Regions from separate parts of the Homo sapiens genome. Here all the other regions are linked to region 5. Evidence: chromatin loops called from intact Hi-C (ENCODE). Cell type or tissue: endothelial cell of umbilical vein. All regions are shown on one strand. Region 1 has its middle 5.9 kb from the start of IFNA1. Region 2 holds the start of MIR31HG (MIR31 host gene). Region 3 has its middle 11 kb from the start of IFNA2. Region 4 has its middle 13 kb from the start of MTAP. Region 5 overlaps LOC107987053 (a long non-coding RNA gene). Region 6 overlaps MIR31HG (MIR31 host gene). Region 7 has its middle 13 kb from the start of IFNA14.

Region 1 (4,000 bases), 120 kb before region 5:
AGAGGAATGAGATATCTAAACTCTAGACAGTCTTTATTTTCAGTCAGACACTGTTTTTAGCACTTGCATAATCGATGCTCACTTAGCCAATAAAGAATACTTTTGTTTTTCGTATTTACTGAACATCTACCATGTCCCTAACCCCATTTATTCACTGGAGATATCACTGACCAAGGCACACAGTGACAGATTTTACTATTGTCCCCATTTACAAAAGAAACAATGAAAGCACAGGAAGCTATTAAGTTTTGGAGCTACAGTTTGGATGCAGAAAATTCAACTCTGAAGTCTTAGCTCTTACATGCTCTCTGGGAATATTTCGGGCCATAAGAACCAGAGCTGATTTATAGACCAGTCAATCCTTTCCTAGTAGAGTCCTGCCTATGTAATGACAGAGTCTTTCTCTTCAGTTTCCATTTGTCTCCTTCACTGTAATGCCCCATTTGCTCATGGCAACATTACAATGAAATTGGGCCCCGCTTTACTTATGCTCCTTGTAAAGGAGTATATACGTTATATTCTAGTTTTGTCTTCTTGAGGATACACTATCATAAACATGAGTGTATTTGTAAAACATGTTGTTTGCCCCAGTAAATGTATTCATAAACCCTATATATTTCTATCCATTTAAAATTCTACATAGTACTATTCTTTTAATCAAATATGCACCATACTTTAGATTTCCACCTGTGTAGCACAAATTTAAGAAAGAACAAGTCATTGTCAGGCTACAGACATGAACTAAATCAGAGCTAAACCAATGAACTAAGGCTCAGAGCTCAGGGAGAGCACACCTGGAAAGGTTAACTAAAGTAAAGGAATTATTAAAGGTGTGGAAATGGAAACACTTCTGGAGAAATGAGGAGAGTCCATGGCATTAGAGGATGAGGACTGAGATGACAAAAGACCCTGAGTCACCTGACTTGCCAGCTGGTTCATGCCTTTTATGTTGTAGGTCACCAGAGTATGCTGCAGTGTTGATTGTACTGCCTTAATTTAAGGATCTGGTAAAGAAAAATTTATTCTGACACTTGGTATAACAGTAAGGAAGGCTTTATTTAAAAGTATTGCAACAGGTGTCAAAACTATCATGATAGGTGCATTAGTTCTTGCATTACTATACAGAAAAACCTGAGGCTGGGTAATTTAGAAAGAAAAGAGGTTTAATTGGCTCACGATTCTGCAGACTCTACAGGAAGCATGGCTGGGGAGGCCTCAGGACACTTACAATCATGACAGAAGGCTAAGGGGAAGCAGGCATGTCCTTCATGACCGGAGCAGGAGGAGAGAAGCAGGGGAGGTGCTGCACAATTTTAAACAACCAGATCTTGGAATAACTCACTCTTGCCATGACACCACCAGGGGGATGGTGTTAAACCGTGAGGAACCGCCCTATGATCCAATCACCTCCCACCAGGCCCCGCCTCCAACACTGGAGATTACAATTCCATGTGAGATTTTGGCGGGGATGCTGACCCAAACCATATCAATACGGGAGAGAGACCCATTGGTGCTCAGCTCATAAATCAGCAAAGACAGCCTGGGGTTTATACCCAACAAGCAGAATGAGGGGGTCAGTGGATAGAAAATCACTAAAAGGAGACATCAAAGGTAGGGGGATCCTTGCTAACCTGAACATAATTCTTTCTAAAGGCAAGCCAGGGTAATTATATATTGAGTGCGTGGGATGAGGATTTGATCAGATATCAGATTTTCATTAATTAAATTAGAAATATCTTTTTTCCTAAAAAACTGAAGTGTATGTAGAAATGTGAATACTCATACACAAAAATGCCCACATACATTTTTTTCATATATAAATATTCTCTTCTATGTCAGGAGCAAAATTTTTGCCCTGATTCTAAGCTACATTTTACTCTCCATGCTTTACATAGGAAATCAGGCGCCCTCTACCGGATAGGTTTCTGTATTTGGTTGGCAATTTACCAGACCATCTGCGACAATAAGCTCTTTAGAACAAATAATTGGGTTTTGTTAACTCTTTTATTCACAGTAGAAGCTGTGATCATGTTTCTCTTTCTTCTAAAATACATTCATGCGGGTCCATATGATTACGCCTCACTGGGGCCACCAGGTCAGGATTACTATAGACATAGCCCTTTCTTCCCATAATGTTCTTACTGAGTGCTCCTCAGTCTGTGATAATATCCTGCCAAGACCAGCCCGGTCAGGGCGACCCTAACCCAGGGGCGCTAGAGGAATTAAAGACACACACACAGAAATACAGAGGTGTGAAGTGGGAAATCAGGGGTCTCACAGCCTTCAGAGCTGAGAGCCTGGAACAGAGATTTATCCACATATTTTTACAGCAAGCCAGTCATTAGCATTGTTTCTATAGATATTAAATTAACTAAAAGTATCCCTTATGGGAAATGAAGGGATAGGCCGAATTAAAGGAAAAGGTTGGGCTAGTTAACTGCAGCAGGAGCATGTCCTTAAGGCACAGATCACTCATGTTATTGTTTGTGGCTTAAGAATCCCTTTAAGCAGTTTTCTGCCCTGGGTGCGCCAGGTGTTCCTTGCCCTCATTCTGGTAAACCCACAACCTTCCAGCATGGGCGTTATGGCCATCATGAACATGTCACAGTGCTGCAGAGATTTTGTTTATGGCCAGTTTTGGGGCCAGTTTATGGCCAGATTTGGGGGGGCTTGTTCCCAACAATATCCCTAGCAAGAATCCTGGTCTTTTCCAGGTGCATGGGGATACGGCGATTCAAATTCTAAGATAATTGTATTTTCCCACCATCACTTCACTCACAAAGTTTTTATCACATCCAGTAACACCCTTTCCTCTAGAGTGACAATGTCCTCAACTCAAGCTCTCCCCAGCTCATTCCCTGAGGCAGGCTGACAACTTTTGAACTCTTTCACTAAGGAGGGGACTATTTCCTTGAGCCAAAATAATTAGTCCTCTAAGACCCTTGCCCTTTCCCCTAGAGTGTTTGTGTGAAGGACTCTGCTTCTCAGTGGTTACCTCCTCCTGTCCTGACCCCATATCCCCAGGTATCAAATGTGTCCACAGTGCTCAGATACTGATAGCAAAATTTGTTTTGTCTAAGTAGGTGGAAGAATTATTCAATTGCAATAATTTTTACTCAAGTAAGCAAACAATTTGTATTTTGCCAAGTATAGCTTTTATTGCTCCAGTCTTATTTTTATTATCCAATACTTAAAACTATTGAATACTTGTTATATTTGACCTTTCAGAGCTAGGCACAGGGGATTCAATGATGATTTTGTCTCTCATAGAAACTAATATGACAGAAACTAGTGACTTTCAGTTGTTCATCCACTCAGCATGATTCTCTTAGGGTTCTTTGTTACTCTGTCTCACCCTGGTAATGCAAGGCAGTTAGGCCCAGGCTATTATGTCAGGGAGAAATAGCCTTCTTTCCTTTACTCATTTGTGGTTTTCCATTTTAAATTTTTGTATAATTTCTGTTCACATGATTTACTTACTGGGCAAAGTTTGTCTTACTCTTTCTGTATTACATTCTAATTCATGATGAAGTAACACAAATAAAAAGAAGTAAAAGGCAAATAAGCCACATAGTTTTCCTCTGTACTTTTCAAGATTTCAGATTTTTAGTTTCTCATTTGAACTTTCCTAAAAAGCAAAACATGACATTATTTGTGAGCAAACAGAAAACAAACGTAAGTACAAATGTCATGAAAGTGAAAGAGGGAAGTGACTTTCTAGTGACAAAATTGCAAAGCGTAAGCTAGCAAAATTCAATGCAACCAAATTGAGGAGTAGGTGCTCTGGCAAAGAAGAAGAATGAAGGCCAATGTTGAGGTATACAAAGGCAGGGAAATGGCAGCTTCTGCTAGAGGCTCCAAGAAGAGCAACTCCTGGGTCAATGAACTGCCCTCAGTTTTGCAAAACCAGCTACATGACGTTTCTTTCATTGAGTCCACATTACTTATTCCCTTGCATTTTATTATAATATGTATTTTTTATTTTTCTAATACATAATAT
Region 2 (4,000 bases), 240 kb before region 5:
GCTTGTATACTACAGTACTGAATATGAAACCACATATTGCAATAAAAATAACTAACGATGGCCCATGCATTTCACAAGGCGCTCTCATACACCTGAAGGGGCAGTGGAAAGGTTCAGAGCACCCAGGCTGTCCCAAAGAGGGCGGAATCAAATCTGGGCGCAGGTGGGTACCCGGAAAAAATTCTTGGTGGAGATGGCATCTGAGAGAGGCGTCGAAGGACACGGAGGGTTGAGGATAGGAGAGAGGCCACTCCAGATGGAAAAACACCCTCGTTTTCCAAATGCCAGTTATACCACGGGGCCTGTGATAGCCGCCACGTTTCTAGAAGACCCCTAGAAGAGCAGGGGTCCGACCAAGGAAGTACTTCCGCTGTTCAATTTGCTAAGTTTGCATTCGGAGAGTACAAGGGCGAGCTCTGGCTCTTGCAGGTGGACTCCCTCTCCCTTAGCTCTGACTGCGAGAAGCTCCCACCCGCAAAGGGCTACTGTGCCAAAAGCGAGCGTAGTGGCCGCCGCTTCCCCCACAAAATTCCGTCACTCGGGAGCTGCGTTGCAGTGGAGAAACCTGGGTCCCGTCCGGGCCCAAGGGAGGAGGCTCAGCACGGCCGCTCCCGCAGCCCCGTCCAGGCGCCTCTTCCCTCCCCCTCCTTTCCGCGGCGGTCGCGGCGGCGGCTGGAGCGGGAGCCGGGGGCGGCGAGGGGCGGAGCCGGGGCGGAGCCACGGCGCTGGCGGCCCCGGCGGCGGCGGCAGGTGTGGATGGGGCGAAGGTGCGGGAACGTCCACTCCCGCGCGCCCCTCTCGGGGACCAGGGCGGCCTCCCAGGAGGAGCTTGGTGAGCAGCTGCGACCTGTGCATAACTTGGGGCGCCGCCAGGGGCTCGCAGGTTCCACGTCCGGCGCCTGGAGAAGGAAGACGCGCGTCCCCGGCCGCGGCGCCGAAGCCGGCTGGGGGACCGCCTGGTCCCGGGCCAGAGCTGGGAGGCGGTGTTCCGTGAGCCGCCTGGTCTGGGGTGCGGGGGGCGGGAAGCGGCCCCTTCGTGTGCGCTTGGGCGAGGCCGGGCGGCGCTTCTGTCCTCCTACTCGGACCCGCAGGTAAGCTGGGAGAGCCTTGGTCCCGCTGCGCGCTGAGCTGGCTAGGGAGGCGCCCCTCAAGGAGTTGAGGAGGCTTCGGGGCCTGGGCACACGGCAGTGGGCACACGGCAGTCGACACCCGGGTCCGAGGACCGCCGGCGCCCGTTGGCGCCCAAACGAGGATGCGCCGCGGGGTCCGGCGCATCCCGGAGCGCCGGCCGCCCTTGGCTCTTCGCGGAACCGCCGCCTCCTCTTGTCCAAATCTCAGGTCGTCATCCTGGCCCGAAGTCACAGGTTCGCTCTCTGTCCCTAAACCTCGAGGAAGGAGTTGTGTGTGTCCATGAGCGTGTTGGCGGAGAGCGCTTTCATACAGCGATGTTTGAGTTGAGCTCATTTTACCACCTAAAATTACTGTCACTTTAAAACTTAACTAAGCTTTCCCTTCTTAGAAGAGAAATTAGGCTTGTGGTTTACACCCATGGCTAGTAGGATTAAAGTTTGTTTTTGCCCTGTACAGCTGAGAAAATGTTTTGTAAAATCCTGAATTTTCCAACAGTACTTCTAAAAGAGCCTCCGATTCTCCAGCGAGACAATGGCAGTCATTAAAAAAAACACAGCGGAAATGTTCACTTAGAGCGGCTTCACTAGGAGAGAAGTTAAGGAAACCTTAGGCAAAAGTGACCCCTTAATTGACACCTTACAGGACCGTTTTTTTGACCTTGTATTAGTGGTAATAGGACTAAGAATGACAGCTCAAGAACTATACCTGGTTTGGAACTGAGGCTGTGGCCAGACGCCCCTCACTTTCCGGGGACCTCTAGTTTCTGGAATCGGGCCTTTGAACTTCCTTATTGAAATCCTGGCAGCTTTGAAGTGAAATTAGGAAAATGATCCTATTTATTCGCTGGAGTTTATTAACTCTGCATTAAAGTGTTTATCTCCTGGGCCAAAATTGAAACAATATTGTATTTTGCATTTTGTTTTAAATAAATTTTTACCAATTCAGGTAAAAATTGGATTTGAAAATGACAGTTAAGTCTAGGTTTATTTGTTGTCGAGTTTTGTATGAGGGGGCTGACTTTTAAGTTGTTTTTTAAAGTCCAATCCTGGTTATTTTTCATTGTCTTCAGAGGTTAATCTTTAGGTGAGAACTTTATCTTGATTTTAAGGCAAAAAAAGTAAAAAAGGCAGTGATTTAAGTCACCCAAAGAACTATAGTTCCTCCTTTCTCTTTTTTTCCTTAACTTGAGACAGAGCTTCCTGAAAATTGGGCAGCTGCTTTAATCTTATCATATAAAAAATGTTTCAAGTTGAATTTGGGGCCCTAAAATGGAAAATTTTGATTTGTGTTTGTTTTAATAGAATCATTAGACCTTATGGAATTATCAGCTTGGAGTGTTTATTTTCTATTTATACCATATTACTACTTTGTTGTACATGTTAATATTGCTTAGATGATAGGTAAATGTTTAGAGAAACCAGACTTTAATAAAGTACAGAATTATTCATTGGATGAAATTTTATAATTTTTCAGTCTTATAAATTCTGAAAAGTGTATAACAGAGACAAAGTGTTTAACCTATAATGTGGATTGTTGGCCCTTTTTGGAATTTTAAACGAGAAGGGAGGTATGAAATGCTTTATTCTATATTTAAGCATCTTTTTAGAAGTGGAAATAAATTGGAGGATCACTTTTATGTACAGTGTAATGGCTAGATAGCTATTCTAGAAACTACAACAAATGCTTGAGGAAGTAAAATTAGAAGGTAGTATAAAATTGTGTATTATATTTTTACAATTTCAAGGAGATTGCATACTTATAAATTTCATATCCTCAAGTGAAGAGTGTTGAACTGAATAAAATAGAATTTTTCTACATACCATGTTTTTCTCAGATTAAAAAAAATAGTCATCTTGGTTTGCCTAAAAAACTAAGCTGTAGTTAAATTTGGTTGGTACGTATTTGGGATAATTAAAAATACTTTAATTCATGTACTTTAACAGTTCTTTTCTTCAGTAACAGGTTTTTATAAGAAATGTTTTACTTGAAACATTGACATTTAATGACAGATGTCATTATATTTTTCATATAATTGCCACAGTTTTTCTTCATTGTGTGTATCTAGGTAGCTTTGGCATATAAACATCGGGGGGGCTCTAAACAAATTTTAACTGTAAAAAAGCAAGAGATGCAATCCCAGATTATTAACATTTGAGGAATGAAATCCAGCTTTAAGATAAAATGGCTTTTTGAAGACACTTTAAAATACATATAATGATAGGATTCTTAGAGAGTAATGTTTTTGGTAGTTCTTTTAATCATAAAATGAATTAACAAAAGAATTGATGCTTAAGTTTGAACAGCTTCTTGGTTTCACAACTATTTCCTTAGAAATAATCTCCCAAGTGATTCAGAAATTTTTATGGAAGTGAGGAAAAAAAACAGCAACTTTTGTTGGATCTAGGGTAGGTCAATCTTAACTAAGAAACAGCGAAATTTGATCTTTGTGTTATAAACTGTAGTTTCACTGAGGACTTCTTAACTATGTCATCTTTTTAAATACAATTAAGTGTTTAGAAAGTAAGTCAGTTATTTTATTTGTACAATATAAGTGCTTGCTGTATTTATGGATATTGAGGCTTTTTTATCCACATCTTATGTGAGAAGGCAGTCCAGGAAATTATTAAAATAATTTTGGTAAGAGTCTAGATGAAGGGGAAAAATCGATTGTATATATGTGTGCTGGTTTGCAGTATGGAGGGGAGTAAAAAGAGTCTGAGAACAAAACTTACTTTCGGACTTCCTAGAAGTTTCTGCTTTATTATGTAATTGAATTTTTTTGTCAGGATGTAGTTATTGGTTGTACTAAAATACAGCAGACAACAGAAAAAATAAATCTCATTTGAAAATCCTTAATCATGGCTTTATC
Region 3 (4,000 bases), 78 kb before region 5:
TAGAGTAAGTAATCGGTAGGAACCCTTTCTAGGGCTATGAAGAAGATGCACCAAACACTTTGGCAGTTTTACTAGCTGGAACTAATTCAGTTTTACTTATGTTTTTTGAAAAAGGCAGGAGGATAGCTTGAGCCCAGGAGTTCAAGCCTGCCATGGACTGTGATCATGCCACTGCACTCCAGCCTGGGCAACTTAGCTAGACCTGGACAACTTAGCTAGAAATAAAAATTAAATGTTCTTTAACCATTCACTCCATGAGTCACTCTTATCATGGTAGCTCCTTCTGAGCAAATGTGGTTTTTTTCCCCAAACACCTGCATATTCTTTCTTGTAGCCTCCTTCTACTTCTTGTGGGTTTCTTTCTCTCATTCATACCCGTGTGCCTTTCTTAAATGGGGCCAACTTCAGGCCATCATTTCTCTCCTCTCCTTGATTCAATATCTGTGATTTTACTTGTGAGTATAGATATGAGATCCTCTTTTTAGAGAAAGGGTTAATAATTATACTTGATAATTTTGTCTGTCATATATGATTTAAACTTGAAATATTGGGTCACAATCTAACCAATGTATTACAGGTGCTACATGAATGATTTCATGACGAAGAGACCTCAGGTTATCATGGTTATATGGCAAGGTTTCATTAAAATAGTTTTTATTCTCTACATTTGTTTGAGAATAAAGAACACATTCCTTGCTGCTGCCTATATTTTCTTATGGCACATTAATCCTGAATTGATTACTAATTAAATGTTTCAATGTTGCTCTGATCATGACCACCAAGGGCCTGACAGACAAATCACACAGGCTTCTTTCAGTCTTTATCAAAAATGGTGATGATGATGATAGCAACTACAAATTATTTTCCCCTCTCTGAGGGACTCATTTAATCCCCTCACTATAATCTCATTTACCAAAAAACTGCATGCTAACGGAGTGTATGTAACTAAAACAATCTAGTAAATAAAAGGCAAATCTAGGTTTCAAAACCTAGATTTTGTCAGACTCCAAACTCCACCTCCTCACCCACAGCATTACGTGTCTGTGCAAACTGCATGTACTGAATCATCACTTATTTTCTAGAAAGCCTTCCACTTTACTTATAATACACTGATGTTCCTTTATGGTCTACAATTCTCAAATTGATTACAAATTATCAGATACTTTCACCAATGTGTGCCTCACCTACAAATATGTAGATGTGTTGACAAAATGACAAGGAAATATCTTGACCATTTTATATAGTTGGCAAAATGAAATTAACAGTTGGTAATTATCTCTGAGAGTCTAAAGCGTAATCAACAAAGTTAATAATCATCATAATTATTGGTATAAAATAACCATATTTACTATGGCCCAGGTGGCTCTATATGTTGCTCAGTTAATTCTCACCGTAAGTTCACGAGGTGCGTGGGAGACAAGACCTGTGAGACTTATGACCTCTGGACCAGAGAGTGAGTTTCTTACAATTATTTCAGTGACTCCTGTAGAAAACAGAGCTAGTGGCTCTTGTGGGTGGAAAGGAGAGGATACTTATGCTTCCAATTTACATGACTATGGGAAATGATTGGGAAAATAGAAGATGACATATGCTGATGAGTGAAATGTGAAGGATGGAGGAGAGCAGAGCAGGTGAGGAGTGGCATCAGCAGAGATCAGGACACGGAGAATTTCAATCACCAGCACAGCAGTGACACTGAGCACGCGACCACTGCTAACAGCGCACAAAGCTGCCTTTGCTGTTACAAACAGCCGACAGAGGGCGCCGGACCAGCGGTAACGGACCCACCAGCGACCCTAACCCGCGGTCGCCCCTTCCTCAAGGAGACCCGCGCTTGGGGTCCGCAGAGTGGAGGCCCGGGCGCTTGGGGATTAGGGTCCGCAGGCCTCGTGAGCAGCGAGTAAACGCCGCCTTTCACGGCTCTGACTACAGAGGGAGAGCTCTACCGCCGCCTCCCCCGAGACATTTTTCTCATGGAACATTTTAGCGAGACCGTTTTACCAATGTGCCAGTGTATTGAGGGGACTGACGGCTCAAAATCAGATCGTGCCGTAGTCAGTGTTAGAGATTCAGGGCCATTTCTGCGGAGAAAGACCCGAATTCGGAGAAAGGGGAAAATCATGAACAATCAGGAAGCGAGCTTACAAAGTGCTGTCCACCTTTCAGTGGACAGGGCACCCCGGGGGAAAAGGAAAATGTGTGCCCCAATGTAGGTGATTTTATTAAGTTTTAATGGTTATTTTTTCCTACAACAAAGTAGTTGAAAAAACTGAAAACTATTAAAACACATTATTTTAAGTTTAAATATGCCAAGACCAGACTTTTTTTTTTTTTTTTGTAAGTTTCTGATTTTAATGTAGGCAAACATCAGAATATTTTCAAAATTACTTTTCTGCTTACTCATTTTCAATTAAGAACATTACCATGTTTGGCAATATCTCATGAACCAATAACTGTCTTCCTTAATTTCCACTTATAGGAACTTTTAAATCCTAGTTGTTTTAAGCAAGGGCTTTCTATGAAGCATTCAGCTTTATATGCTGTATAGTCATGGTTTTCATTGGAGAATTTTATTAACATTTTCCACTTGGTTCAAAATGTCATCCCACATAGATAAGTTGCATAAAAATGTGTAATCTCTTTGCATTAAGATGCTTTCCATTTCAGCATAATGCAGGTTTGCATTTGGTATCATTTACTGCTTAATACATATCTTAAGTGCCAATACATCGATTTTTATTTTTATGCCCTAGATATCCTTAAGTGTTTTTAATGTAGTGGTTAATACAGACATGATAATTTCCCATCTGCTAGTTGAATTCAAAAATGTAGATATACCCTTTGTACAATACTTTTAAAAAGTTATCTTAATTCACAAATGCAGATTTTTACATAAGATTATGAGCTGAGTAAGGCACAAATGTGACATAATCATTTTGGGTGGGAAATAATGGCTTTTATGCCTTTGTGTACACCTGCCACCATTGCCTCATTATCATATACTTGGCTAATGTCATTTTTATGTCCATATCATTTTCTAGTTTATTAACAATTTCATGAACTAGATATATTGAAGTTTTTCATTTTAAAAATGTCAAAACAATTGTTAACATCATTCTAAATGTGAACATAATGGACTATATATATTGTATAATCAAAAAATAAAGTATTTTGTTTTTATATTCTTTTTCAATAGTGGTTTATATCTAACATGATTACCTATAACATATGACTTATTTTGAACTTTATTTACAAATAAGACTCAGAATCTTTTGTATTACTAATTATATGAGTAGCTATACCAATATTATAATAACTGAAAAGCTCAACTAAAATTGAGAATATTCCAGAGTTTGGGCTTCTAATACTCTGGGACCTTCTAAAAGGTTAATTATTTTTTGCACAAAATAAAACAATATTGAAAATCACCTGCAAGAATTTTCTAACATTTTTGTTTCTCTGATTTTATTGCTTCTGTAAGCATCATCTAGTAACTTAGGAGATTGAAAGATTTTGTAAACTTTCTATTTTAGGAAACATGATGAAACATCAAAACTTCATGGTCACAAGTTTTGTTTGAGTTTTACAAGTCTTTGAATATATTTTTGAGGTGCTAATATTTGATTACATTGTATTACTGATAAAACGTATGCATGGAAAATTTTAAAAGGATTCTTTGGAATAAAAGAGGATGTCACAATGAATCAACTCTTCATTAGAACATTTTTACAAAACCAGTTTTTTGAAAACATTTAGCCATAATGGAACAGATTCTCAAAAAGCTGAATCTTGTCTTTTTTAGAGGACAAGCATGAACAACTTTTTAGAGGGCCAAATGGGACACAGCCATAGCAGACAAATCTATATACCATAGCAGACAAATATATATAATTACACATATTGTGGTATTTTTTTACCATGAAAATAACAGAGCCAGATGTGCTATCACATGCCTGTAACCCCAGCTAATCAGGAGGCTGAGGTAAGAGGCAGGAGGATT
Region 4 (4,000 bases), 470 kb before region 5:
AAACTCTCAAACCATTTTTCCTGTGCTCTCACACCATAACAATCAACACAGGAGACTTCTGTGATCCAAAAATATGTGTTTATTTTCCCCCTCCAGCAAGCAAGCAGTCAATTCTGCAGGAGGACCCAGCTGGGTGTCCTCTAATTTAATTCCAACTATCTACCCAGATAAATCATCAGATCCCACAGGTTAGGAGCTTACTCCCACAAGCCCATCCCCTCCTTCCCCCCGGTTGCAAGTCCAGGCTTCTGGAACTTCGGACTGACTGGCTTCAAATTGGGGTTCCCGTGAACCTCCTCCCCCCACCTTTGGGTTCGATTAATTTGCTGGAGTGGCTCACAGAACTCAGGGAAACACGTTTACTGATTTATTATGAAGGGTATTTGAAAGGATATGAATAAATATCCAGATAAAAAGATACATAAAGTGAAGTCTAGAAGGGTCCTGAGCACAGGAACTTCTGTTCCCATTCAGCTGGGGTGCACCACCTTCCTGGCACGTGGATGAGCTCTTCATTTCATATCATGGAGATATGGCGGTCCTGTTGTACTGGTGATTGTTTCAAGTGGCTGGACTGATGAGTAGGCATGGAGTATTGGTGATCATCTAAGAAGCATCTTATCCAACTGTGAAAATATCTCTGGAGCAGAGGTGTGCAAAGGGAAATATGATGTTGCTGAGGGCTTCCTAGAGCTCCCCAAAAGTCATGTACCAGATACACAATTTTTTCCTAGACCATCTGACAATAATTGCCACAATTAAGTTAAAGCATTAGACACAAATCTTGCTCGTAAAGTAATATATTCCCATCAAGCTCATTTATCTCTTTATTTAAAAGTGTCGGCCGGGCACGGTGGCTTCCGCCTGTAATCCCAGCACTTTGGGAGGCCGAGGCAGGTGGATCACCTGAGGTTGGGAGCTCGAGACCAGCCTGACCAACATGGAGAAACCCCGTCTCTACTAAAAAATACAAAAATTAGCTGGGCATGGTGGCGCATGCCCGTAATCGCAGCTACTTGGGGGGCTGAGGCAGTAGAATCGCTTGAACACGGGAGGCGGAGGTTGCAGTGAGCTGAAATTGGGCCATTGCATTCCAGCCTGGGCAACAAGAGCAAAACTCCATCTCAAAAAAAAAAAAAAAAGTGTTAGTTTATAATGCACTTAAAGAGGAAGCAACAAGTTGTCTGTTCTGTGTGTCATGAGTGGATTATATTATGTTCACTGATCCAGCCCATCCTCTCCCTCCTCCCCTCTCTTCCCTTCACCTTCTACCCTCTTTTCCTCTCTTCCTCAGGTTACTTATAAGGGCAGCCATCACAGATTTGCTACAACTGAACTGACAAACTCAAAGGACACTTCAAAACAGATTTCAATTGAATTTTGTCTTGAGATTCTTCATTTTTCTTTCCTTGTCATGTTGGCCACAATTTGGTATCCAGTTATCTCAAATAGAGTGTAATTCATAGGTTCATGATATAGTTATGTTCATTAGATGAATGAATAAGTGAATGACTAAATGAATGAATGAATGAAGAACACATTATTATGGTTTTAGTTTTAGCAAAAGAGGAAGTTCAGAAATGCTAAGGAACCTGAACACCAGGGGGCATCAAAAGTTTGCTTTCTTTTTTTTTTTTCTCAAACCTGCCTTTTAAAATAGTCTAAAACTTGAGTCATATTGGCTTCATAAGAGAAAGTGCGAGAGAGAAAGGGGGAAGGGAAAGAGAGAAGTTATAACTTAAAGGTTAATTCTAAAGTGGTAAGTGTACTCTACTGCAGTTTACTTAAGTTGCTTCTACAACAGTGCACGTGGTTTTTCTCATAGTTATATACCAATGACCAGCAGATGACACCACTTCTTATGACCAGCAGATGGCACCACTTGACCTTATGGGTCAAGGAGTACAGTTGTAGGACCAGATTTTGGAGGATAAAGAAACATATATAGGGGATGAAATCTTTCACAAACTTTCTGTAGAAAAACTACTAAAGTAAAGTAAATATTAAGTAGAGAATTAATCCCTGTAGGTCTCAAATACCTTAATTTTTAAAAGGTAGAATTTTAACCAGAGGTATATTGTTCATTTTGAAACAGATAACTAAAATGTTTTTACATGTCAAGTTTAAGCCTCAGAAAAGGTGAGCTGTAATTGATAGAAATAATTTGGATTTCACTGTGTACTTTTAGAATATTCCTTTATCAGATTTTTCAATGACCAATTAATTCACAGATATTAGCCAAAAGAAAGACAGTTGCACACAGACACAATACTGTTAGATTACTGATTAATAGCACTAAATGATTTCCTCCATTGTCCTTGGCTATATAATTTAAGTGTCAACAGAGTACTTCAGGTTCCCTTATGCACTATCAGTTATTTACCTTTTCTAAACATTTAACTACTTTAGTTGGATACTTATAATCAGATAAAAACCGGAACAATGTCTGTAGTTAGAGTACTTGTAGTGCAAAGGAAAATGCAGACCCACTGGTTTTTGAGAGTGACAGCACTTGACCCGAAGCTTTAAACGTGCTTGTGAAACTTCCATCTGGGTGAAGGAGTAGAGGCCAGACTAGCACTTAGTTTCTTTTTAGATCTTCCATACCTTAGTCACGCAGATAAGTAGTAACTGCTTGAATGGGAATAAAAAGCATTCCGTCGGATTTCTGTGTATAATGAAAAGTCCCTGTCTTTGGCTCTTTGATTTCCCACATGAAGCTCAGCTTGGATATTACTACGATAAGAAAGAGCTCTAGAGAAAACAAAAGGGCATATTTGCTTAAATTGCTGTTTGCATCAAAAGAAACTGCTTAATGGGGTTATCGGTAGGTCAGACTGCACCCTGTTTTCACCAAGGCTGAATCAAGACCAGATGAATTCAGGAGGGCTGGGTGGGATTAGAGTCCTTAAGTGGCAGTATTTTAATAAAATTCTTCTTGGCAAAACTATCTCTGAGCTTTCTATTTTATTAGCAACTGAAAGATACATAAGAAAGAGATTGGAAATACTGAAGTGATCAACTACTAGGAAATGAACCTTAGGTTTAATTTTATTTCCACACAAAAAAACAAAACAAAACAAAACCACTGTGCCATATGGGAGAAAACATGATAGAGAAGCAAGGTCTAGACCCATACTCTCTGACTCTACACTATTTGGTGTTGAAGCTTATGACACTCAGCTTCAGTTTCTTCATCTGTAAAATTAGGGTGATTATCCAGGGTTTGTGTGAGAGTTCAAGTTAATACTTGTAAAGCACTTGGAACATGGTAAGTACTGAATGTGTTAATTATGATGATGATGATGATGGTATACTAGCTACTGCATGAGGTGCTGAGAATAGAGATTGAAAAGATACTGTCTCTGCCTTTGGGGAACTTAGAGTCTTTTAGGAGGAGTAAAGAAAATAAATAAGAGCCAAATGTTATAGATATAATAAGGACGTTATATACAGTTTTGGGATAGGGGGTGACAAGGTAGGGTATGGTGAGTTTGGCCTGGGTAGGGGTGAGGGATGCCTTGAAGAAAGGCCCTTGAGCTGAACTGTGCAATATGTATTTGCAGGCAAGAAAAGGGAACAAGGAAGGGCTTTTGGACATGTAGTGAAGGCAGGGCTGGGCAACATGTGTTGAAGGGCACCAAAGTAGGAACCAGTGTGGTACATTCAAAGAGCTGCCGTTCTTGGAATGTGGTTAGAGCACAGGGTGTGAGTATAAGGGGGCAGAGTGAGAGATGAAGCCTTTCGGGCGGACATAGGTCAGAGTCTAGCATTGGAAACAGGAATCCAAGGGTTAATTTGGAAATTAGATGAGGTTTGTTTCGCTCATTCATTCATTATTTATTTATTTATTTATTTATTTATTAGAGGCAAGGTCTCACTGTATTACCCAGGGGGACCTCAAACTCCTGGGCTCTGGGAACCTTCCTACGTCAACCTCCCAGGTAGCTGGAATTACAGACATGTGCCACCGTGCATGGCTAGTATTTTTAAAAAATAA
Region 5 (4,000 bases):
AATTGGGAGGCAGTAGAAACTGCCACTTTGTGACAACATCTGTGGCTCCTGGGAGCTTAAACAACATCAGATTTTCCTTTCCTCTTCTGCAAAATTGAGACAATTTTAATAGTTGTCACATAGGAAACTGCAAAGATGAAATAAAATAAAGTTTGCAAATTACTGGCTGAGAATCTGAACATGGTAAATGATAGTTACCTTTAATTTCAATGTAATAAATAACATAATCCTGTATAGTCCACATTTAACCAAATCCAGACAAGAGAAGCTTTGATTGCAGCTCCCCTGACATTCCTGAGGTCTAACACGTTGATGTCCCTCAAATTGAAACTCTAGGAAAGGGGACTGTCTGTAAAACTGTGAAGGAGCAGAGCCCAGGTTCCCATTGTCAGAGTAGTGCCTTGCACAGAGGAAAAATTGTACAGCCCCCATGAAGCTTGTTCCAGGGAACCAGTGTCTCAGCAAGTTGCGATAGAAAATGGCTGCTCTGTGAATAGTATAAATAAATAAAATAATCCCTTTACTCAGATTCAGTTAGTTTCAAATCACCATTGATGATTATTTTTAGGCCCAAGTAAAACATATTTTGTAAACCATTTTCCTAGCCTTTACAACTCTCTAACTCAACCCTAAAAAAAAAAAGGTGATTTGAAACTAACTGAATATAGTATTATATAAAGTTACCTATAGATATATACAGAATATACACTTACATATTTATATATACATATTTAAATACAAATAAATAAGTAAATATTGTAATGTATTTAATAACATACAATATATGTTATATGCTATATTGTATATGTGTATATATAACATATCGTATATATGTTATTCTATATAAAGTATATATTGAAGTATATATATTAAAATATATAAATGTATACATATTTTTACACATTATATTTACATATGGATTTTTAAATGTACAAAAACATATATAAGATATATAAATATATATTCTTTTTTTTTTGACAAAAGTCTCACTCTTTTGTTCAGGCTGGACTGCAGTGCTGCTGTCATACCTCACTACATCCTCGAACTCCTGGGCCCAAGTGATCCTCCCACCTTGGCCTCCCAAATAGCTGAGACTATAGGTGTGCACTACCACACCTGGCTAATTTTTTATTTTTTGGTAGAGATGGTGTCTCCTTCTGTTGACCAGGCTGGTAAATCCTGGCCTCAAGCAATCTTCCTGCCTTGGCCTTCCAAAGTACTGGCATTATAGACCTGAGCCACCACGCCAGGCCTATATATTCTTTATGTATATTTAAATACATATGCTTAAATTATGTATACTTATATATTTAATAATATACAAATTTAATATATTTTAATATGTTAAGTATAATATAATAAGCATATATTAAATTATATGAGATTGTAAAAGTATATAATACTTAAAGCTGTATATACTTAAGTATACATAATTATATTTACACATATTAATTACAAAATACATAATCTAAAAATGTAATGTATATTAATATAAGTATATAAACTTATTTTATGTTACATAAAATTTAAGTATATACAAGCATATATATACATATATATATTTCTGGAGGGAGGGGGATTGGAAATGGGACTACCTTGATTTTCAGCCATGGAAAAATCACAATACTTTGCTGATTCTGATGGCTGCCACACTCTCCCTTCCCCCCTACTTACTGGAGGATCCCATTCTTTCATTTCTGTATGACATTAGTTTCCTCCCTCCCCAGCGTAGAAATCCCAGGGTGCTCTCCTCATTCACTCACCATTAACCTGCACTGCCATTCATACAGCTGCTTCCTGTTCCATTGTAATTTCTGGCTGTCAATTTTCCCATAAGAGTACAAAGCCATCAGCTGAAAGCAAAAGTTGAGTGAGAGTTCTAGGTGTTTCAGAAACATCCAAATCACTGGCCTGTTTTTTTTTTTTTTTTTTTTTTTACTTCCCTCCTGGTGAATAGTTTTGGAAAAGAAGGAATATCCCCATTACAATAATGTAACCATCCCTGTGGAAAAAGGAAATAGAATGCAAGATCCATTTTACTCTGGAGGCCGTTGAAATATTTACAGAGGATGAGAGCCACCTACTGGCAAAGACGTGCACCAAGTCTATGGAGGGCAGGCTTTTCTGTTCTGTAAAGAATATGTAACAAACCTGCACGTTGTGCACATGTACCCTAAAACTTAAAGTATGATAATAAGAAAATAAAAATAAAAAAATAAAAAATAAGAAAAAGAATTCTGTTCCCTTGAAGGAGATTTTCGTTCATTTGTAAAAGGCCATCTTTCTCGGAAAGAATTAACCCTAATATTGGAAGAAGCCCATTTTCTTAGCTTTTGTATCACAGAGAGAGAAAACACTCCCAGATTCAGGAAGCACATGTTCTTTGAACAATGGGCAGCTATGTGGAGAGAGAAAGGGTCAGAACGTGTCCCTTGCCTCCAGCCTCTTGACTTGTCCCTCCCTCTATGTTTTGTGCTAGACTGGGAATCAGTACAACCTGCCAATGTAGGTGTAGAACTACAAGGGAAATCAAGAAAAATCTCCTGGTTAAGGTACATTAGCTCTTTCTTAACAGTAAGTTGCTAATTTTACACATTCACTCCTTAGGTCATGTCCCAACTTTATAATTAAAACATTTTCTGTTATTTTCAATGATGAGTCAACTTGCATCCCTTGTGCTTTTTACTCAGTAGTAAAAGAGAGCAAAGACATTTGTAAAGGAATCAGAGGATACAATTCTTGCCAAATGATATCAAGAGAAGGTATCTATTTGTGTAGAATTTGGGAAGTATTAAAGTGATCTGCAAATAGTGTAATTGAAGAAGTTAATCAGGAGTGTGTGTGAGAATTACTTAGATAGTAGGAAGAGGCTTCAATTTAGGAGGAATTTCTTATTCTTTGCTCAGGTTACAGACCCAACCTTCAGATTGCACTTTTCAAATGGGAGAGGAGAGAAACTGGGAAATGGGAGAGGAGAGAAACTGGGAAATTCAGTTATATTTCACAATATGTCTCTTGTCTCTTTCTTTTACCACTGAATGTGGGGTACTCAGTTTAGGAGCAGGGGAAAATATTAAAAAGTTTAATATACCTGGTTCTCTCTCTTCCTTTCTCTGTTTGTATGATTGTTTAACGACTTTCAAATATTAAGTCTCCTTTAATTCTTGGTTATTTTCTATACTGCTTATTTCTTTAATGTGATTTTCCTTTTTGTTGCTTGTCATTTCAGTGGGCAAAAATTGTACGCATATTATCATCTTACCCTGAAAAATCTCTGTGGCTATACCCTGATCATATTCAGAAGTTAATTTTTTATATATTCTAAAGTATTGGAGAACTGAGGTGAAGTGGTGGCTGAGCTGGCAGCAAGGGGCATTGTCATAACCTGCCTCACACAGTTCCCTGCCTGTGCAGTGCCCCTGGAGAAGGACACATAAAACCTTGTTTCTGCCCTGAATCCCTTGGAGGAGATACAGGAAGTCGTGGCACAGTGCCACCTGGAGACAGCTAGGTTTTGTGAGATCAAGGATCCAAAATGAATATGGTCATGCCTGGACTCTCCCTGCCTGGCAAGTTCAGTACTGCAAAGGTTAAGTACTTGAAGTTAAATACTGCTAGGCACAAAAACATAGTCAATAGAGAGAATCTTTCCCACGTGATTATACCCAACGTGTTGGTAAAGAATGCAGAAGTTCATCTGTGCCCCTGTTCAGGTGCTTCTATGTTCTGATTCCTCTAGGAAGAGACTACACTAGGCTCAGGACTCTCATTTGTTGAAAAAAGCAGAGCCCACATTATGAAACATGAAGAAGAAAAGGCAAGCAGCAGCTTTAGAACTTGGAAGGAAGAGAGAGATACTTAACACATTGACTGGAAGAGCGGCAGGTCCTCAGGAGATGGAGCAATACAAATGGGAGCACTGAATCAACTACTTAAGATTATTCTGATCAGAGAGAAGATTAAAGTGGATGCTGAAACCACAGAGTGTTCCCATGGAGAC
Region 6 (4,000 bases), 140 kb before region 5:
TCATCTGCAAACAGGGACAATTCGACTTCCTCTTTTCCTTATTGAATACCCTTTATTTCTTTCTTTTGCCTGATTTCCCTGGCCAGAACTTCCAATACTGTGTTGATAGGAGTGGTGAGAGAGGGCATCCCTGTCTTGTGCCAGTTTTCACAGGGAATGCTTCCAGTTTTTGCCCATTCAGTAAGATATTGGCTGTGGGTTTGTCATAAATAGCTCTTATTATTTTGAGATACGTTCCATCAATAGCTAGTTTATTGAGAGTTTTTCACATGAAAGCCTGTTGAATTTTGTCGAAGGCCTTTTCTGCATTTATTGAGATAATCATGTGGTTTTGTCTTTGGTTCTGTTTATGTGATGGATTACGTTTATTGATTTGCATATGTTGAACCAGCCTTGCATCCCAGGGGTGAAGCCAACTTGATCTTGGTGGATAAGCTTTTTGATGTGCTGCTGGATTCAGTTTGCCAGTATTTTATTGAGGATTTTTGCATCGATGTTCATCAGGGATATTGGTCTAAAATTCTCTTCTTGTTGCGTCTCTGCCAGGCTTTAGTATCAGGATGATGCTGGCCTCATAAAATGAGTTAGGGGGGATTCCCTCTTTTTCTATTGATTGGAATAGTTTCAGAAGGAATGTTCCATTAATTCTGTTCCATTAATTCTACTAAACCATATATTCCATCATTGGTCAAGGTCACCAGTGACTTCTGTTTTCAGATTCACTAGGATAGTTTGGTCTTCCTTCCCTGAAAGTACCACCATCCTTTCCTGATTAGTCTTTCCCTGATTCTTCCCTATTTTGTCTTCTAACTGCACTGGCTATCAGCCTCAGGGCGTTTTGCAGACTCTACTCTTCAGCCCTTCCTTTAACTGCTGAGGGTCTGCAGGATAAAGTTTATGTCCTCATCACATTCTCCCCTCTATTTATGTGACTACATCCATTCCCGTACCCCGATAATCAGACATAAAATAAAGAACCCCAAATTAACACCTTCCCCCATGGCATTCTAGACACATAATTCCCACCTGCCAATAAGACGTGTACTTACATATCTCCCATGCACCTTAGGAAGGATATCTAATATTTTTTCCTTCCAAGCACCATTTATACCTAAAGCTTCTGATGTGAGAACATCACTTTTCTTTACTTCTCTTTGTAGCATTTAACATAATTGAAATAATATAAATATTTGTCCTGTTTTTACGTCTCTTTCCCTCTTAGACTGAGAGAAACTGTGTTTGCTTTATTCACCTGTATTTCTTTAAGAAAACCCCACAGTTTGCCATTTACTCAATTTATACATATAATAGGAATGAAATGAATGAGTTAATACATTTTACCATATTTTCAATTTGGTTTACAAAAAGAGAAAGTAGACATTGTTTTTAGAATAGAAACATTTACAGAGTTTTCTTTGATATGAATTTAATAAAACAAAATGCAAACTTAATATGAAAAAGTGAATGTTTTATAAATTTTAATACGATGTGAAGATGAAAATATAAAATATATAAATATCATAAATACAAGGCATGAAAAAAAAGAAGGAAGATAAATAAACAGCATCAGGGCAGTTATCTCTGAGTTACGGATGCCCCAGGAGCTGAATGTTTTTGACATAAACTTGCTTTATGCTATTAATAAAGTATTTGCTAAAACTAATTCAATAATTTCTGATGAAACAGAAATGAGCTTTTTGAATATCCAAAGTCACATGTACAAGTGTGATATGGCAGATTAGTCAATGAGAATCATTTCATGATGAGCCCAGGTCTTCATCCTTACTTCTCAATCTTTCTTGCAAACTTGTGGATGAAAAGGATCTCATGATTTCCACTCTGACAACTTCCCAGGCACAATCTTTATTTCTTCTCTTTCAGGTAGAGATGGATTCCTGGAAATACCTCCTCAAGGCCAGTGTAGAGCCCTCAATCACCCACTGCCCCCAGCTTCTCCTTCTCCCATCTCCTGCACCAAGCAGGTCTCCAGGTGTTCCAGCTGCTGATGACGTAAAGTGTGGAGTTGGTCCAGGAAGGTCATGTTCCATGCAGCAGAGGAGCGCTTTGTGTGAGAAGTTGAAGACCTGCTGTAACACATCATAGAGGAAAGACATAGCCTGGGCCTTCTGCAACTGGCTGACTTCCACCTTCTCCTGGGGGAATCTGAAGTCACTTCTGTCCTTTAGACACAAGAAGGGAGAGATTCTCCTCATTTGGCCCAAAAGCACCAAGGTGTTCCTGCCTAGCAGGCCATGGTTCTGAGGCAGGTTATATCCTAGAGATCCAGAAGAGCCACAGCTGCACACCTCTAGGGCTGCCAGTAGAGGGAAGAGGAGGGCCATTGAGAAATCAGGATGCTTTTGGCCTGGTTGAGCTGAGGTCTTCATAGAACCTTGGATCCTAGGTTCTATGAAGACATTCTATCTATGCATGGCTTTAATGGAGCACAAATAGTTTTCATTTTTCTGAGCATTTCTCTAAATTTTTAATTCCATTTATTGTTTTCATTTACATGTCTTCTATATCAGCATCCACAACCTTTTGGCCACCAGTTTGGTGGAAGATAATTTTTCCACGAAAAATGGGGTCAGGGAGGGAATGCTTTCAGAGGCATTAGATTCTCATTAGGAGACCACAACCTAGATCCTTCGCATCTGCACTTCACAATAGGGTTCCTGCTCTTTTGAGAATCCAATGCCACTGCTGATCTGACAGGAGGCAGAGCTCAGGCGTTAATGCTTGTTGGTTGGCCTGCTTGCCTCCTGCTGTGCGGCCCTGTTCCTACCAGGCCAGGACCAGTACCCCGGTCCATGGATGGGGGTTGAAAAACCTTGTTCTATATGACCTAAAAGGAGGTCATCACTCTACACTCTTGATTTTTGCAATGGATGTTCAATATTCCCAGTAAACTTAAGATATATCAATCCAAATGAATATTGATCAATCAGATGAGAAACATCTTTGTGCTACTGTTAGAAGTATATACTTTTAGCCCAGATCCTAGCCTCCAGTTTTACCCTCCATTTTGCATAGGAAATCAGGATCCCTGGGCCCTATGGGTTTCTGTATTCAGTTAGGAAATTACCTATCTCTGGAAATTAAACTTTTTAGGACTATCTTTGTTTGATATTTGATTCACAGAAGACGTTGATGGTTATTAGTGAAAGAACTTCTCTGGTGCTTCCCTCCTTCTAGAATATATTCATTCAGGTTCATGTGGTTATGCTTCCCTGGGGGCTCAAGCTTAGATCAATGAACATTGCCTTTTTTGCATTATTTTCTTACTGGAGAAATATAGCACTCCTCAGGCTGCGCCAATACCCCTAAAAGAAATTCTGTTGGTTTGTTTTTTTTTCTTTTTTAAGATGCATATGGGTGTGGAAATTTTAATCTTAAAATAATGTTATTTCCTCAGCAGTGATGATTCACAAGGTATTTATCACATCAAGTCACTCCCTAAATGCAGGCTCACCACATCCTGATGACTTTAGAACTCCTTTTCCAGGGAGGTTCTTGCTTCTTTGTTGCCAAAACAATAAATCCTTTGTGACCTTTGTCCTTGCTCCTAGAATATTTGGGTGAAGGAGTATATGCTGTCAGTGGTGACCTCCTCTTCTTCTGACCCATGCCCTAGGTATCAAAGTCTCAACAGCCCTAGAACGCTGATAACAAAGGTTTGTTTTGTCTAAGTAGGTAAAGGAATTATCCAATTGTAATCATTTTATCTTCAGTAGTTAAATAATTTTTATTTCACCAAGTACAGCTTTTATTCTTTCTTTAACTCTTTTGCTATCTTTAATTCTTTTAAACTATTAACAGTTTTTATGCTTAAAATTTATGAGCTATGCACAGGAGAGTCAAAGATGCTGCTGCCTCTCTTTAGAGGCTCATATTACAGAAACTGGCGACCCTCAGTTGTTCACTAGTTCAGTGTGATCTGTTGAAGTTTCTTACATCTCTGTCTACATGAAACTTTGACGGTGCAGGGCAGTGAGCCCCA
Region 7 (4,000 bases), 66 kb after region 5:
AGAGATAGAAATGCCAAGAGTTATTCCTCTCCACTGTGTCCTTTAATCCTGATTAAATTATAGGTATGGTGTTATTAAACTACAGGTATGGTGATATTAAACTATAGGTATGGTGACATTAGATTAAACTATAGGTATGGTGATATTTCATAAAAATTATAAACTCTTAGGGAGTAATAAATAATCAATTTGTAACGAATATAACAGTCTTGGAATCTCCATAAGATAGAAAAGTGAAACTAGATCAGAACATTTCTCATCCCCAATATCTGAAGTACGGAGCAAACTTGGATGGAAATCAGTCAAAAATAATACTAAAATAGCAGCTATGACTAAAAAACAGAAAGCAAAATAGTGTGCAATTTTTTGATTAATTTGTATCTGAATTTCAAAATATAAAACTTAAGTAATTACTTGTAACATGGAATTTAAGATTCTGCATTGAATCTATATTTTGCCAGGACATGTCTGTGATCCTGGGTAACTTACTTAACTCCTCTGAGCCTCAAATTTTAAAGATGTAAAGTAAGGTAGAAAGATTTCTAGAGGAGTTGTGAATATCAAACAAACTAAAACATGTAAAAGAACTTAACAGATTATCTTCCACTGAGTCACGGCTTAACAGATGATGGATATTTCCTCATTCATTCATATAGATCTATCTGAGAATAGTCAACTCTCCCATCCCTCTCTATAACTGATTGGAAAATGCTGAGAGCCTAAAAAGAGAATTGAAGACAGTCTTAGAGAAGTATGAATATTAGATACACTTGACATTAAAGATAAGTCTGACTGATTTTTTATTCAATAAGAATGTGACAGCTTGTAAATATCTGATAAAGGAATTAGTCTCGTAGACTAATGTATTATAAATATATCTGTAAATTGGTACTCTATACATTTTTTGGCAGTTCTTGATAATGGTAGTGGGAAATGTAGCCTGATGTGTGTATGTGTATATATATATATATATATATATATATATAGTCTCCTCCTAGACTAACTATATATAAGTCTGGGAGATTGAATATCAGTCTAAGAGACTGATACTTGTTTCAGATACTATATATTATATAATATATAAATAGCATGGGCTTTATAGCTATCTATATTTATAGCATTCTTTGCTGATTCTGATGCCTGCCACACTCTCCCTTCCTCTCTGCTTACAGGATTCAATTCTTTCACTCCCATCTCACAATAGCTTCCTCCCTCTCCAGTGTAGAAATCCCAGCGTGCTGTCCTCATTCACTCACCAGCAACCCGCACTGCCACTCGTACAGCTGCTTCCTGTTCCCTTGTGGTTTTTGGCTGTCAGTTTTCCCCTAAGAGCACAAAGTCATCAAATAAAAGCAAAAGTTAAGTGAGAGTTCTAGGTTTTTCATAAACATCCATATCAGAGGTCTTTTTTTTTCCCTCCTGGTGAAAAATTTTGGAAATGAATGAATACTTTTGTTAAAATGATGTAACTTTCTCTAAAGAAAAAGGAAATGTCAAGATTTATTCTACTCTGGAGGCTGTTCAGTTATTTACAGAGGATGACAGCCACCTACTGGCCATGATGACAAAGACATACACCAACTCTGTGGAGAGTCAGCTTTTCTTTTCTATAAAGAATTCTGTCCCTTTGCAGAATTTTCTTCATAGGTAAAAAGGACTCTTTCTCAGAAAGAGCTGAACCTTATATTGGAAGAAGCCCATTTCCTTCATTTTTTTTATCATAGAGAAGGAAAGTACTCCCAGCTTCAAGCAGGACATGTCCTTTGGGCAGTGGACAGCTATGTAGAGAGAGAAAGGGTAAGAATGTGTCCCTTGACTTCAGCCCCCTGACTCATCCCTCCTTTATGTATTGAGCTGCACTAGGATTCAGTACAGCCTGCCAATGTGGGTGTAGAACTGTAATGGACATCCATTAAAATCTCCTGTTTGAAGGTACATTAGCTCTTTCTTAATAGTAAGTTGCTAATTTTACAAATTCATTCCTTAGATCATGTCACTTACATTCATAATAAGGAGAACATTCTCTGTTATTTTCAATAATGACTCAACTTGCATCCCTTCTATTTTCACTCAGTAGTAAGAGAGAGAACAGAGATCTGTAAAGGGATCAGAAGATACAATTCTTGCCAAATGATACCCAGTAGAAGTATCAATTTGGGTAGAATTGGGGAAACATTAAAGTGATCTGTGAAATGGTGTATTTGAAGAAGTTAACCAGGAAGCATGTGTGAATTGCTAGGTTAGTAGGAAGAGGCTTCAACTTAGGACAGATTTCTCAATTCTTTGCTCAAGTTACAGACCCAACCTTTATATGGCTCTTTTGAAATGGAAGAGGAGAGAAATTGGGAAATTCAAAGTTATATTTTACAATATATTTGTTCTTTGCCTCTCTTTCATTAGCTACTGAGTGTGGGGGGCCCAGTTTAGGATCAGAAAGAAAACATTAACACTTTTGAATATACCTGGTTCTCTCTCCTCTGTCTCTTTGATGGTTTAACACCTTTCATATATTAAAAACCCTTTTATTCCTGACTACTTTTAAGCTTCTTATTTCTTTAATGTTATTTTTGTTTTTTGTTGCTTATCATTTCAGTGGGCAAAAATTGTATGATGTGGCTGCATATTGTCACCTTATCCTGAAAAATGTCTGTAACTATATCCTGAACATATCGAGAAGTTAATTTTTTATATATTCTAAAGTATTGGAGACCCAATGAAAGGAAGTGGCAGAGCTGGCAGAGAGGAGCCCTATTATAGCCTGCCTCATACAAGTCCCTGGACAGTTCCTCTGGTGAGGAACACATGGAAGCTTAGTCCCTGCCCTGACTCCATTGGAACAGATACAAGAGATCATGATACAGTACCACCTGGAGACAACGGGGCTTTGTGAGCTCACGAGGCCAAAGAATGTAACCACCCCTAGATTTCCCTTACCTGGCAAGCTCAGCACTGCAGAGGTCAAGGATGTTTTGCTGGGAACAGAAACACAGTAAATAGAGAGAGTCCTGCCCACAACACTACACCCAATGAGCGGGTAAAGAATACAGGAGCTCATTTGTGCCTCTTTTTAGGGACTTCCAACATTCTGATTCCGCTAGGAAGAGACTCCACCAGGCTCAGGACTCTCATTTGTTGAAAAAAGCAAAGCCCACATTATGAAACATGAAGACAGAGCCAGCAGCAGCTTTAGAATTTGGAAGGAGGAGAGAAGACTGGAAGGTCCTCAGAAAATGGAGTAGCAATGGAAGCACTGAGTCAACTGTTCAGAATATTCAAATCAGAGGGAGAGAAGATTGAAGTGGATGCTGAGAGCATACAGTGCTCCCGTGGAGACATGGCCAACACTGTCCCCTGCATGGGTGACACTGATACTACAGCAGCCTGTAGAGTATTGGAAGGGACAGGGTTACTTCAGTGTCAGCTGCAAACTCCTGTTTCCTCCCTAGTACCCATCAAGTTCTCACACTACAGGCAAACTTATTTATGGGGCCAATGCAATTCAAGGCATCTCTTAAATTCTAGTCATAATGCAGCCTCCTTAAAGGCAGTAAAAAATGAAACAATGCCTGAACAGAAGGGACACAGCAGGTATTTGAGTACATTTCAATTGGGCCAGAGACTTCCCAGCAGGACAGATATCAATAATGCATGTATTGAAGAATCACAACTTCTTCTCTTTTTTTTGTATTCTTTTGTTTGTTTTTTGTTTGTTTGTTTGAGATGGAGTCTTGCTCTGTCACCAGGCTGGAGTGCAGTCGTGCGATCTCAGCTCACTGCAATCTCCTCCTCCCAGGTTCAAGCGATTCTCCTGCCTCAGCCTCCCGAGTAAGTGGGATTACAAGCATGCACCACCACACCCAGCTAATTTTTGTATTTTTAGTAGAGACAGGGTTTCACCATATTGGCCATGAAGATCTTGATCTCCTGACCTCGTGATCCACCTGCCTCGGCCTCCCAAAGTGCTGGAATTACAGGCGTGAGGCACTGCACCTGGCTGAAG

Evidence for each region. Peaks named below come from ENCODE experiments on the same cell type or tissue, not always from the same donor. Only the 100,000 strongest peaks of a DNase experiment are listed, where the experiment ranks them.
Region 1: a loop joins it to region 5, with 2.7 times the contacts of the local background. A loop is called at or near these places in 6 of 110 quality-filtered maps.
Region 2: a loop joins it to region 5, with 5 times the contacts of the local background. A loop is called at or near these places in 4 of 110 quality-filtered maps.
Region 3: it touches region 5 in a loop (5-fold over the local background); 79 of 110 quality-filtered maps call a loop at or near these places.
Region 4: a loop joins it to region 5, with 6 times the contacts of the local background. A loop is called at or near these places in 85 of 110 quality-filtered maps.
Region 6: a loop joins it to region 5, with 10 times the contacts of the local background. A loop is called at or near these places in 38 of 110 quality-filtered maps.
Region 7: a loop joins it to region 5, with 4 times the contacts of the local background. A loop is called at or near these places in 11 of 110 quality-filtered maps.

What each region holds. Positions count from the first base shown.
Region 1 is chr9:21,432,557-21,436,556 of GRCh38, reverse strand. No RefSeq gene overlaps it. Among named protein-coding and RNA genes, the nearest start is that of IFNA1, 5.9 kb to the left of the region's middle. In endothelial cell of umbilical vein, a CTCF peak has its summit at 1,921 (motif pointing left); a DNase peak (open chromatin) is centred at 1,926; H3K27me3 peaks cover 877 bases.
Region 2 is chr9:21,556,580-21,560,579 of GRCh38, reverse strand. MIR31HG (MIR31 host gene) reads left to right here and starts at 782. Exons shown (of 3, transcript NR_152879.1): 1 at 782-1,091. RefSeq lists an enhancer at 1,221-2,007. In endothelial cell of umbilical vein, no CTCF peak of the experiment used is centred here; DNase peaks (open chromatin) are centred at 549, 1,719, 1,889, 3,499 and 3 weaker places; H3K4me3 peaks cover 2,476 bases; H3K27ac peaks cover 3,862 bases.
Region 3 is chr9:21,394,068-21,398,067 of GRCh38, reverse strand. No RefSeq gene overlaps it. Among named protein-coding and RNA genes, the nearest start is that of IFNA2, 11 kb to the right of the region's middle. In endothelial cell of umbilical vein, a CTCF peak has its summit at 1,748 (motif pointing right); a DNase peak (open chromatin) is centred at 2,047; H3K4me3 peaks cover 390 bases; H3K27me3 peaks cover 917 bases.
Region 4 is chr9:21,787,484-21,791,483 of GRCh38, reverse strand. No RefSeq gene overlaps it. Among named protein-coding and RNA genes, the nearest start is that of MTAP, 13 kb to the left of the region's middle. In endothelial cell of umbilical vein, CTCF peaks have their summits at 1,625 (motif pointing right) and 1,828 (motif pointing right); a DNase peak (open chromatin) is centred at 1,703.
Region 5 is chr9:21,316,559-21,320,558 of GRCh38, reverse strand. The region is part of intron 2 of LOC107987053 (a long non-coding RNA gene); the gene reads right to left. Among named protein-coding and RNA genes, the nearest start is that of IFNA5, 13 kb to the right of the region's middle. In endothelial cell of umbilical vein, a CTCF peak has its summit at 2,102 (motif pointing left); DNase peaks (open chromatin) are centred at 1,798, 2,058 and 2,398; H3K27ac peaks cover 248 bases; H3K27me3 peaks cover 494 bases.
Region 6 is chr9:21,453,826-21,457,825 of GRCh38, reverse strand. MIR31HG (MIR31 host gene) reads left to right here. Exons shown (of 3, transcript NR_152879.1): 3 at 1,882-3,558. It also overlaps the pseudogene IFNWP19. Among named protein-coding and RNA genes, the nearest start is that of IFNA1, 15 kb to the right of the region's middle. In endothelial cell of umbilical vein, a CTCF peak has its summit at 2,318 (motif pointing right); no DNase peak of the experiment used is centred here.
Region 7 is chr9:21,250,734-21,254,733 of GRCh38, reverse strand. No RefSeq gene overlaps it. Among named protein-coding and RNA genes, the nearest start is that of IFNA14, 13 kb to the right of the region's middle. In endothelial cell of umbilical vein, a CTCF peak has its summit at 1,567 (motif pointing left); a DNase peak (open chromatin) is centred at 1,293; H3K27me3 peaks cover 811 bases.